Regions from separate parts of the Homo sapiens genome. Here all the other regions are linked to region 2. A link is a contact called in ENCODE Hi-C or POLR2A ChIA-PET data. All regions are on one chromosome and are shown on one strand. Each heading gives the region's core, a stretch centred on a gene start or an enhancer-like site at or near the end of the contact. The rest is flanking DNA. Distances are from core to core; before and after follow the strand shown. Region 1 has its middle 210 kb from the start of LINC02914. Region 2 holds the start of BCL11B (BCL11 transcription factor B). Region 3 holds the start of LINC02914 (long intergenic non-protein coding RNA 2914). Region 4 holds the start of EVL (Enah/Vasp-like).

Region 1 (2,700 bases), core at 101-2,600, 770 kb after region 2:
AGCTAGACTGTAAAGCGTTGCAGCAGAGTGAGGGCTTATTCACATTATGCAGGAAGAATATTTTTCATTGCTTTCCTGACATTGAACTAATACATACACACTGACTAATACATACACACTGAACTAATACATACACCATGTCATACACACTGACATTGAACTAAGGTATTCTCCCATTGCTCTCCAAAGACGCTGAAGTGCAGGCTTTTCCATGAATCTCTTTTGCATGTTCTGGTGATTCTACGCAGCAGAAGTATCTCAAATGGTCCACAAACGCCTCCTGGACTTCATCTTTATTCAAAGTCAAATTAATTCAGACCACTAAGGGTTCTGCAGCATTTTCCTCATGGAAGCCCTTTAATGTAGCTGAACGTTGCATTACAACCTCTGCTTGACATAGGTGTGTTAAGAAATAGGCTTATCTTGTAGAATTGACAGTTGGGGATATCATTGATTCTACTCACAACTCACACCTTTTTATGAGGACATCTTTAATAAATTTATTTTAGACTTGAATTCTTCTGGGTGACTTCTGTTATATATTTCCTATCTGGTTCTCACAACTGATTGTTTTCTTCTTTACTTTAGCTACTAGAGAGCTCAGAGTTAATTTTTTAACTCAACTTTAACAATTATGAAGTACTATCATATGTTTCTGTGAACTAATTTTTCTCTCTGTTTATTTCACTAATCTCCTGTCTGTCTTCCTTCACTTTGCCTTCTTTATCTATTCTTCATCCCATTGTATTATAGGATTTCTTCTTCTCTCCCCTCCCTTCGCCTGCCCGCCCTCCCTCCCTTCTTTCCTTCCTTCCTTCCTTCCTTCCTTCCTTCCTTCCTTCCTTCCTTCCTTCCTCCTTTCATCTTTCTATTTTTTCTACATCTTTCTGTGTCTGTCCTTTTTCTTTTCTTCCTCTCTCCTACCTTTCTGGTATCTGGTTTCAACACCTTGAGATGGAGTACACATAAATAAGTCAGAGGTGGAAGTGCAGGGCGAACAATGGCCCGGCTCACTCCACATCAAATAAAGGCCACTACTTCAGAAGCATGTTGCGTTTGCCCCTGAGGCTGGCCTTGACACGTGACCAGTCCTCACCAGGAAGGGGAAGGCTGGAGACGTGTCTGGGCAATTCAAGCTTCTGGGATCTGAATTGGGATGGCCCCACCTGTCCCCACTTCTGATCATAATCAGGAACATCTAAGCTGAGTCACTTGAGCCTTTGGCCTCTCTCCTTGCAGGGAGTGGCTTTCCCAGAACACCGATGTCCCACCACCCTGCCCTCTCCTTCCAGTGAGTGACAGCCCCAATTATGGGTCAAAACAGGGAGTCATTTGTCTCTCTGGCCTTCCCCATTTCAGGAGGTGATTTACTCCTTGTATCAATTATTCATTTTCCTTGGGGAGGAGGCTTTTATGAGATCTTGGTCAGCAGCACCAAGCTAGCTGGAGGGTGTGTCCTGCCTGAGGGCTGAGCCAGGCAGCTCTGTGCCTCTGGAAAACAGCAAGTCCCAGCCAAATGGAGGCAATGGATTGCAACCCAAATGTGCTTTCAGCATGTCTTGCATTAGGATTTGATTTAATTTTTACCTGATGCTTCACCTATTACAATGAGACATAAAAAGGGAATTTGCAGCTGCCTGCTTATCAGAAAAGATCAACTGTTTCTGTAATTAATATGGAAGATAACAATTTAAAATAATGAAACACCCATAATATGCTTAGGGGAAGCAGCTTGTTGCTATAATTAGAACGAGAATCAAATTGTTCTGATGGCAAACACATCATTTATTGAACTGAAGCTACTCTATGAATGAAAGTAAATAGCACAGCAGGAAAAAAAAGACGAGTAAGAGACATTTCATAAAACTCTGGGTCTGAGAAAGCTATTACAAGCACCAAGGACAGGGCTTAACAGAACCAGACATTCCTGCAGTGCCCCGCGAGTCTCCACCCAAGCTCCTGTGTGTTGTTTGTTCAGTGGCTTTTGAGACCCTTGAGAATTTTCTACAGTACATCTCTGATTATGTCACACCTGTGCTTAAACATCCCCTCACAACATTAAATATAATAAGGTTTATATCTGTAAGCGTGCATGCACACACACACACACACACACACACACACACACACACATCTTCTATGACACCTGTGTAGAACTTTTTACCCAGGGAACTGTTGTTTCCTCCTCAACAAAATTTTGGCTGGGAAGGGAGGATTGAGGAGGTACTTTCAACTTAACACATCATTTTTCACTCTTCTATCTTAAAAAAATCCATCAGTATATATTATTTCATGATTAATAAAGAAGTTGTTATTTCCCACAGATAGCCAACCACGTCAGTCTCCTCTCCTGCCGATGTTCTCCTGTATCTGCTCCAGCTCGCTAGGCTGCAGCTTCCTGGAAAACTCCTTGGATTCATCACTTACCTGTATTTTTAGGACTTTTATTCCTATTCATCACTTGGCCGGCAACTTTCTCCCTCTCCTTTCTTGCCTAGAAGGCTCTGACTTTTCCAAAGAGGCCTGATGCAAATGTTACCTCTTCGCTCTGTCACCCAGGCTGGAGTTCGATGTCACAATCTCTGCTCACTGCAACCTCCACCTCATGGGTCCAAGTGATTCTCCTACCTCAGCCTCCTGAGTAGCTGGGATTATAGGCACATGCCACCATGCCCGGCTAATTTTTGTATTAACAGGGAA
Region 2 (2,700 bases), core at 22-2,521:
GCGCCCAGCCCTGGAGGCCAGGTCATCAAATTGACAAAGTTGGCCACAGCCTGGGGAATGGGGGGTGTCCACGGGGGCCGTGGTCTGGCCTTGTCCCCGGGCCACGGAGAGGCCCCACAACTCCTCTTGTCCTCGCCGGTTGGAGATCAAACGGCTGACAAGGCAGCTGCGTCCTTCCCAGTCTGACAGGCATTTCCAAGTCCTACCCTGGGCCGAGGAGCGCGGGGGGCGGGGTGTGACTTCCAGGTTGCTGTGATTGTCAGGGGCGCCTCCTGGAGTCACCCACCCGAGTATCTGCGGAGATTTGGCCACACCTACTCCTGGGCTGGCAAGTCCAAGTCCCTCTCCCACGTGGAGCGCCCCGGTCCCTTTACCCTCTCGCTTGCCATAGACCCAGTTTAGGAGGTGGGGTCGTGTTTGACCCCAGGAGTTAATCGGGGTAAGGTGAGGGGAGGGGACAAAGATTTGAGTGAAAATCCTTTTCCAAGTGGGACTCAAACAAGGTCTCAAACACTTCTCACCCCCTCACGTGCTCTTGATTCTGTTGTCTTAGTGTCGTTTATTTTGTCATCCTCACCCTCCCAGAGTCTGTAATACCAGGATTTATATGGAGACACTTTTTGGAAGTTGAACTCCAACATCTACTCCCCTCCCCTCGCCGCCCGCGACCATAAAACAAAAGTAAAAACTACCAAGCGACTTTTCCAGGGAAACGAAGCGATTCTTACTGTCCCCCCAACTCCCATGTCGACCCCAACCCTTTTCCACAGTCCACGCCCCCACCCCCAAAGTCCAAGTCCGAAAGAGCTTTTGGGTGGGTGGAGACTTGCATTGATTCAATTTAGTTCACTCACACAGCACCCCGCCCCCCTTCTCAGGGGGTCCTGCTCCCAGGATGGAGGAGATATAAGGACGATTTTTCTTTTATTTTAAAATAAGCTGCCCAGTGGCCCCCCCCAACCCCCTCCCGCTGTTGCGCAGCCGGGGCTCGGGGGAGATGAGCGCACAAAAACGCGGTTTGCACGTGTGTCCGGCTTGGGCTGCGGGTGTGCGCAACTGGCGACTGTGTGTGTGTGTGTGTGAGTGTGCGCGCGCGCGCGAGTGTGTCTCTGTGTGTGCTTTCTTGTTCTCTTACAGGGTACAATGTTAAAAAGCCACCGCTAGTCGCCCCCAGTGCTCCGACTCTCTGGGTCTTTTTGTCTCTAGTGCAGATTAAACGTCACGTCCGCACTTGAACTTGAATTTTATCCCATTGTACAGAGGCAGCCCCAGCCATAGAGAGACCGAGAGCTCCCAGAGAACCCGGACTCCGCCATCTTCACGTTGCAATCTATAGCTCCCAGTCTGCGCCCGCACCGACCCAGGCGCACTGGGCGAGCCGCCCCTCCGCCCCGCTCCCCCCGGGCCCGCGGCGCCAGGGGAGCGCTGGGGAGCGCTCGCGGGGACTCGGCAGCCCCTCCGGCCGGCGCCAGCCTGCCAGGTGAACTGGGAAGGAGCCTCTCCTGGTGTCCCCCCAGAGCCTCGGAAGGGTCAGTCTCCGAGAAAAAACAAAAACAAAAACAAAAACAGGCAGCCCGCAGAAAACCCAGAAACAACCGAACCGGGGCAGTTTTACATTGCTTTGGGTTTTTTGAGGGGGCGGGGTGAGGGGGTACGAGACAAGTCCCCAAGTTTTCTTTGCTTTTTTTTTTCCTTTGCTTTTTCTTCTTTTATTTTTTTATTTGTTTGCATTTTTTTTCCCCTCCTGGTAGAAGTGCGCTTTCCACCTACCAGACCCTGAAAGAAAGTGTCAGGAGCCGGTGCAAAACCCAGTTTAAGTTCAAGAAGACATTTGCAAGTGCAAGAGGCCAAGCAGTTTGAAGAAGTGTAAGAGATTTTTTTTCCTTCGAAAGAATATATTTTTAAAGAAACCAGCCAGTCCGCGGAAAGCAACAGCAGTTTTTTTTTTTTTTGCCTCTTTTTCTTATTTTAGATCGAGAGGTTTTTCTTGCTTTTCTTCCCTTTTTTTTCTTTTTGCAAACAAAACAAAAAACAGCATAGAAGAAAGAGCAAAATAAAGAAGAAGAAGAGGAGGAAGAGAGGGAAAGAGAGGAAGGGAAAAAAAACACCAACCCGGGCAGAGGAGGAGGTGCGGCGGCGGCGGCGGCGGCGGCAGCGGCGGCAGCGGCGCGGCGGCGGCTCGGACCCCCTCCCCCGGCTCCCCCCATCAGTGCAGCTCTCCGGGCGATGCCAGAATAGATGCCGGGGCAATGTCCCGCCGCAAACAGGGCAACCCGCAGCACTTGTCCCAGAGGGAGCTCATCACCCGTAAGTGTCTGCGGAGTGCGCGCGAGGGGCCGGAGATGGGGCTCCGGGCGTCTGGGGCTGGGGACACCGAGCCCGGAACAGCCGAGCCTGGCCAGGCGCCGGGGCCGCCCGCTGGCTGGCAGAGTCTACGGCGTCGGCCTGGAGCATGGCGGGGGGCGGGGGCCATAGGAAAGTTTCTTTGCAGCCCGGGGAGTTGGGGCGCCGAGCAGCCGGACGCGCCTCGGGCTCGGGGGCCTGCGGAGCCGGCTCCGGGCCGGGGAGGGGGCATGCAGGCTGGAGGAGTGTGTGTGTGTGCGCGCCGAGCCCGGCTGGACGCTCGCCCCTCCGAGCGGCGTGTGTGGCGGCGGCGGCGCTGGTGGCGGGGTTTGGAGAGGAGGGGGAGGGGGCTGGGGG
Region 3 (2,700 bases), core at 55-2,554, 560 kb after region 2:
TCCTAAGTGTAAAACAAGTTCTTACTTATGACGCATTATTAAATAAAGTGAGCTACTAGGTTGGTGCAAAAGTAATCGTGATTTTGCCATTCTTTTAATGGTGAAAACCACAATTACTTTTGCACCAACCTAATATTTTGGATTGCAATTATTTCAATATACCACTTCATATGATATTTTGAGACTGCCTTTGAGTGAGGTCTATCGCTTGTATTGTGCCTCAGTAAAGCCCCATTTAGAACTCTTCTATAATTCAGTCTTTCAGAAAATCAAGACTCTTTAATAAGTCCCCGATTTGCTCATTCTTGCACATCATAAAGAGGCTTTCATGATCAATGTGTTTTGGAAATATGACTAAACAAAGTAAGGTTAGTGCCTTTATAGCAGGGCCTCTTGCATCCTGTAATGCACGGGTATGTACCTGAGATCTCCATGAGGGTGTTACCATTTGCTGCTTTTACTTTTCCCGAAGTTCTTTTACTCTAGAAAGTACTATCAGGAAGCATCTGACAGCACTGGCATTCACAGAAATCTGTGTCGCCCCCAGTTAATCTTAATTTCTGTCATTGGCACTGTATCTGTGGGGTTTTGCTGCAATGTAAAACGGAATAATGAATATTTGTTATATTTTAGACACTTTATGGATTCCAAAGCATTTATCTCATATGGTTCTTAAAGCCATCTTGAGAGATGGATATGATTACTCCATTGTATTCAAAAAGCAGTGAGAATTTTAGTTTAGAATGGTGCACCAAATAAATACTACAACTTTCCCCCACTTCTCTGAACACATAAGGAAGATAGGAATAATATTAGTAAGCCATACTAATTACATAGCAGGGCCCTGAAACAAGAATGGGCAATCTACAGATACCAGAAATGGAAATATTTCCTGAAAAGGAGGGTGCTTGGGATGGTTACTAGGGGCTGAATCACTAGGGCCCAAGAGGGTGCCGGGAAAAGAGCTGAGAGCCATGCACAAGGCTGTGTCGAGGGTTTCAGGTCCTAGGAGGGGCAGGGGACCACATCTGGCAATCTAGGTGTGGCAAAGGACCGCAAACCTGCAGTGGGGACTGAAAATCTACCCCCCACTCATTTCTAGAGTCTGTATCAGCTCTGTGTCTGCCTACCGAGTGCTGTGGCTGAAGCCCTGGTCCTGGAACTTGAGAAGTGCCTTCTGCATGGGGCAGGGTCTGGAGCCACCATAAGAGTAGGAGCTGTCTGGAAATAAGTTCTTCATGTGGGTTTGGGGCTGAACTTAGACACGTGCAGAACCTGTGTTTACAGCCATGATAATGCATCTTGGGGGTTCCTGGAATTCAAAGAAAGGAAATCACCCAGGGTGGTGATGACCTCACAACTAAGAATTACACAACACTGGAGGAAGACAGAGCCCAAGTGAGACAAACAAAAACACAGCACAGAGGACTATATAACTGGTGAAAAGAAGGGAACTTAGAGAATCTGAAAAGACACGTGAAACATTTTTTAATATCCTGAAAGAAAGGAGAGAAAGCAACCATGGCAGGAGGAAAGAAGGCTCTGGAGGAAAAGAAGTCTTGAAATAATAACAGAAAGTTAGGGAAGGCAGTGATAAATTCCATATATAAAAATACATTTTTTGCGTGGGCGCAGTGGCTCACGCCTGTAATCCCAGCACTTTGGGAGGCCAAGGAGGGCGGATCACGAGGTCAGGAGATCGAGACCATCCTGGCTAACACGGTGAAACCGTGTCTCTACTAAAAATACAAAAAATATTAGCCGGGTTTGGTGGCAGGCACCTGTAGTCCCAGCTACTCGGGAGGCTGAGGCAGAATGGCGTGAACCCAGGAGGCGGAGCTTGCAGTGAGCCGAGATCGCGCCACTGCACTCCAGCCTGGGTGACAGAGCAAGACTCCGTCTCAAAAAAAAAAAAAAAAAAAGAAAAATAAATTTTTGAAAATCACAAAAGTACCTTTAAAGATGTTCTGGACAGATGAAACCTCCAAGACCATAGCAGTACAAAGAGAAAACACATTAGAAAAATTAGGAGACATAGAAGATGGGTGGCCCTGTGACACAAGTTCAGTGGGGTTTCTAGGAAAAGCAAATGAATAGAAGAGAGCACAGGAGACCTCTACAAATGTGCCAATTAGATATTCCAAGAACTGGCTGATGTCGTCTAGAAAAACCTCCAAACATAAAGAGTAAAAAGAAAATTCTACAAGCTATGAGAGAAAATTAAAACACACACACACACATACACAGATACACACAGACACACACAGACACACACACACAGATACACACAGACACACACACATAGATACACACACAGATACAGACACACACATACACACACAAACACACACACACAGACACACACAGATACACACAGACACACACATACACACACACAGATACACACAGAAACACAGCTACACACAGACACACACACAGATACACACAGATACACACAGACACACGCAACATACACAGAAACACACGCACAAACACACACAGATACACACAGACACACACACACATTTTCTGCAAAGGAATGAAAATGAACATTAACATCATTTTCTCATCAGGAATATTAGATGCCAGAAGAATAATTAAGTAATATATTCAAAGAGAAAACAGTTTTCTGTCATAAATACTTTACTCATTCCAGGTAGTTTCCAAGAGTAAGTATAATATAAAATAAAGAAATTTAAA
Region 4 (2,700 bases), core at 162-2,661, 790 kb before region 2:
TCCAAGGTCTTTTCAAGATGGAAATTTCTAGGATTTCTACGATTTTAAAATTGAAAAAGAAATTGCTGTGCCTCATTTACTTTTGATATAATTTTCTGCAATTAGTAATTGACACGGTAGAATAAGCTGCTAGAAGTTTTCACAATGTAATTTACAACTGAAAATGACTTTGGAAGTTGATATGCCTTTGAAATGAAAAGCATTCTGTTTTCTAAAGCTCCACTCACGAGTCCTCTAAAGTTAAAGGAAAGTTACTAAAATGACAGGATCAGAAATAAAGCCAACTGGAAAATAAGCAGCCCTGGACAAGTTCTACCTATCACCACGTCAATTTTAACAACTCACTGCAAGCTGCTTCTGTGCCTGTGTAGCGTGCTGCGAAAACCACCGGATGAGGCCAACCTCGTTAAACCCTGGTTCCATTCCTTCCCCAACCTGCCATGTGACCTTGGACAAACCCCACAACTTTTCAGAGGTTTTCTCAGCTACGAAACAGGAGTGATGACAGCGTTCTCATCAATCTAACACGGCTAAAAGATTCAAATAAGAAAACTGGCGAAATGGCACTTTGGAAATTGTGAAATAATTTTCAAAGTGAGGGATTGTTACTTTATGCTAAAAAACAAAGCTGTCATGAGTCAATCAAACAAATGCCCCAAACCCCACAGGATAAAAGTCTGTCTGTCCTATCATCTATAATCTTTCAGAGTTGTAGGGCAGGGGAGAGGCAGGTCCAAAATGTAATCTCACCTTTAGAGAGAACAATCTCAATGAGGAGTGCGGTTTGTAGACTGGCTGGTATTCACACATGTGCTCAACAGCAATAGCCTAAGTCCACAAGTCTCTCAAGTGGAGGGTCAGGACTCTTGCTATTAAGTTCATGAAGTTCCTATCATAAAAAGAACCCTCTCTGCCTATATTTAGAAAAAACAACCAGTCTCGGGTCATTCTAGAGAGAAGGGCCAGGACTCACCAAATGTACCTCTGAGCTAAACAACAATTCCCCTAGATGGCTCAGACCCTCCTCCCTATAATGAGAGGCAGGTGCTAATTTCTAAGTAAGTCCTTGACTCAGAAGCCATTAAAGGTCACAGGCATCAAGAGACACAGGCCTGTGTAATGGAAAGACCAGCGGCTAGAGAGGGAGCAGACTGTCACTAACCTGCTGTGTAACCTCATGTAAGCCCCCTGCCCTCTGGTCATGGACTTCTCGATCAGTATACTAAGGGGACCTGAGATAATTTCTACAGCCCATTCACCGTTAAGATTCTAGGTTTCCTCTTGACATCCCTCTGTCCCCTGCACTGGTTCCAATACTCACCTTGTGGCCATGGCTGAAAAGTGGCAGCACAGGGAACCCTGAGGAGGCGAGTCCTGTACTCCCACCAGCCTATGTTGATCAGAGGACCACAGACCCTCTGAAGACAGCAACTTGATTTTTATAGCCTACTTAAAACCAAACAGGAAAAGGAAGCTGAACCAGAGACAAAGGGGAAACAAACCCAAGTGAAAAACTGAAACCTAGGTAGAAAATAGAGAAACAAGAAGCTAACACTGCAGAGCCCCACCAGCGTGGGCGGCTGAGAGGCACTGCACAGGCCCAACCCCCCACAGCTGGCAACCTCAAGCCTCTAAGTGCTTCCTGCAAGGGTGCAAGGGTGGGTGAAGCCTGCTGGAGGTAGGGGCCAGGTCATGGTGCTGGCCCCCCACTAACTAGCTCTATAGTCTAAGTCAATGCCACTTAAGATGTCTGAGCTTCAGTTTTCCATCTGTTATAGAAAGTGCAGGCTCAGCACAGATGACTTCCTATAGGCCTTAAGAAAAGGCTACAAGAACTCGGAAGAGTCCCCACTGACTCTCCAGAGAATAGAAGACTAGATGATAAAGGCTATAAGCTGATCAAGTCTTTTTTTCTTTTTTGAGACAGAGTTTCACACTCCTGTCACCCAGGCTGGAGTGCAATGGCACGATCTTGGCTCACCGCCACCACAGCTTCCTGGGTTCAAGCGATTCTCCTGCCTCAGCCTCCTGAGTAGCTGGGATTATAGGCATGTGCCACCATGCCCAGCTAATTTTGTATTTTTAGTAGAGACGGGGTTTCTCCATGTTGGTCAGGCTGGTCACGAACTCCCGACCTCAGGTGATCCGCCTGCCTTGGCCTCCCAAAGTGCTGAGATTACAGGCGTGAGCCACCGCGCCAGGCCACTGATCAAGTCTTCATATTTGACTCTGGAACAAAATTTGTACTTCTACCGAGGAGACAACTCTCTCTAATGATGACATTTAAGTCAGCAATTTAGAGCCTGAAAGGAAAACACTTGAGGAATACTGGAAACTTGGCTTTGTCACTTGTTTATTAAGTGGGTGGCCTCAACTGTAAAATGGGGTTATACTTATTTTGCCTATCTCCACAGGGTTCTCATGAAGGTAAGATCCAGTCCAATCTTTCTTTCAAAATCTACTGAGAACTCACTAAGAAGCATGCACTGTGTTAGAAATCACAGACAAAAAATTGAGAACGACTGTACTTGTCCTTAAAGGACTTTTATGGTTTAGAAAAGAAGAGGTTGATAATGTTAGCAAATATTTAATAGATCCATTAAAATATTATTGATATAGTGAAAAACAGCTGTACAGAGTACAGTACAAAAGAAGTATCAGTTCTAATTGGAGAGATGAATGCACTTTGAATGCTAAAAA

Evidence for each region. Hi-C counts contacts between places; a loop is a spot of excess contacts on that map. ChIA-PET counts read pairs that join two places held with the same protein, here RNA polymerase II (POLR2A). Pooled maps may share reads with other maps.
Region 1: a map of A673 shows a loop between it and region 2 (7-fold over the local background). The contact joins the enhancer-like site here to the promoter of BCL11B in region 2. A Hi-C loop is called at or near these places in 2 of 168 maps with a recorded cell type or tissue (A673 and mammary epithelial cell) and 3 of 50 pooled maps. POLR2A ChIA-PET finds 5 or more read pairs at or near these places in 1 of 52 experiments (MCF 10A).
Region 3: a loop to region 2 is called in a map of naive thymus-derived CD4-positive, alpha-beta T cell, with 6 times the contacts of the local background. The contact joins the promoter of LINC02914 here to the promoter of BCL11B in region 2. A Hi-C loop is called at or near these places in 2 of 168 maps with a recorded cell type or tissue (both naive thymus-derived CD4-positive, alpha-beta T cell) and 6 of 50 pooled maps. POLR2A ChIA-PET finds 5 or more read pairs at or near these places in 2 of 52 experiments (T-cell and activated CD4-positive, alpha-beta T cell).
Region 4: a loop to region 2 is called in a map of CD8-positive, alpha-beta T cell, with 5 times the contacts of the local background. The contact joins the promoter of EVL here to the promoter of BCL11B in region 2. A Hi-C loop is called at or near these places in 3 of 168 maps with a recorded cell type or tissue (CD4-positive, alpha-beta T cell, CD8-positive, alpha-beta T cell and naive thymus-derived CD4-positive, alpha-beta T cell) and 11 of 50 pooled maps. POLR2A ChIA-PET finds 5 or more read pairs at or near these places in 3 of 52 experiments (activated CD4-positive, alpha-beta T cell, activated naive CD8-positive, alpha-beta T cell and naive thymus-derived CD4-positive, alpha-beta T cell).

What each region holds. Positions count from the first base shown.
Region 1 is chr14:98,496,966-98,499,665 of GRCh38, reverse strand. No RefSeq gene overlaps it. Among named protein-coding and RNA genes, the nearest start is that of LINC02914, 210 kb to the left of the region's middle. Within about 2 kb of position 1,350, at least 2 of the 41 ENCODE cell types and tissues checked have a DNase peak (open chromatin) inside an H3K27ac peak, as active enhancers do; they include A673 and mammary epithelial cell, where a contact is called at or near this core.
Region 2 is chr14:99,270,768-99,273,467 of GRCh38, reverse strand. BCL11B (BCL11 transcription factor B) reads left to right here and starts at 1,271. Exons shown (of 4, transcript NM_138576.4): 1 at 1,271-2,307. The coding sequence starts at 2,250. RefSeq lists a silencer at 1,345-1,424.
Region 3 is chr14:98,710,217-98,712,916 of GRCh38, reverse strand. It overlaps LINC02914 (long intergenic non-protein coding RNA 2914), which reads right to left and starts at 1,304. Exons shown (of 3, transcript NR_161369.1): 1 at 1,131-1,304.
Region 4 is chr14:100,064,133-100,066,832 of GRCh38, reverse strand. It overlaps EVL (Enah/Vasp-like), which reads right to left and starts at 1,411. Exons shown (of 14, transcript NM_016337.3): 1 at 1,322-1,411. The coding sequence starts at 1,332. RefSeq lists enhancers at 538-607, 668-747, 1,128-1,267, 1,318-1,397, 1,448-1,537 and 1 more.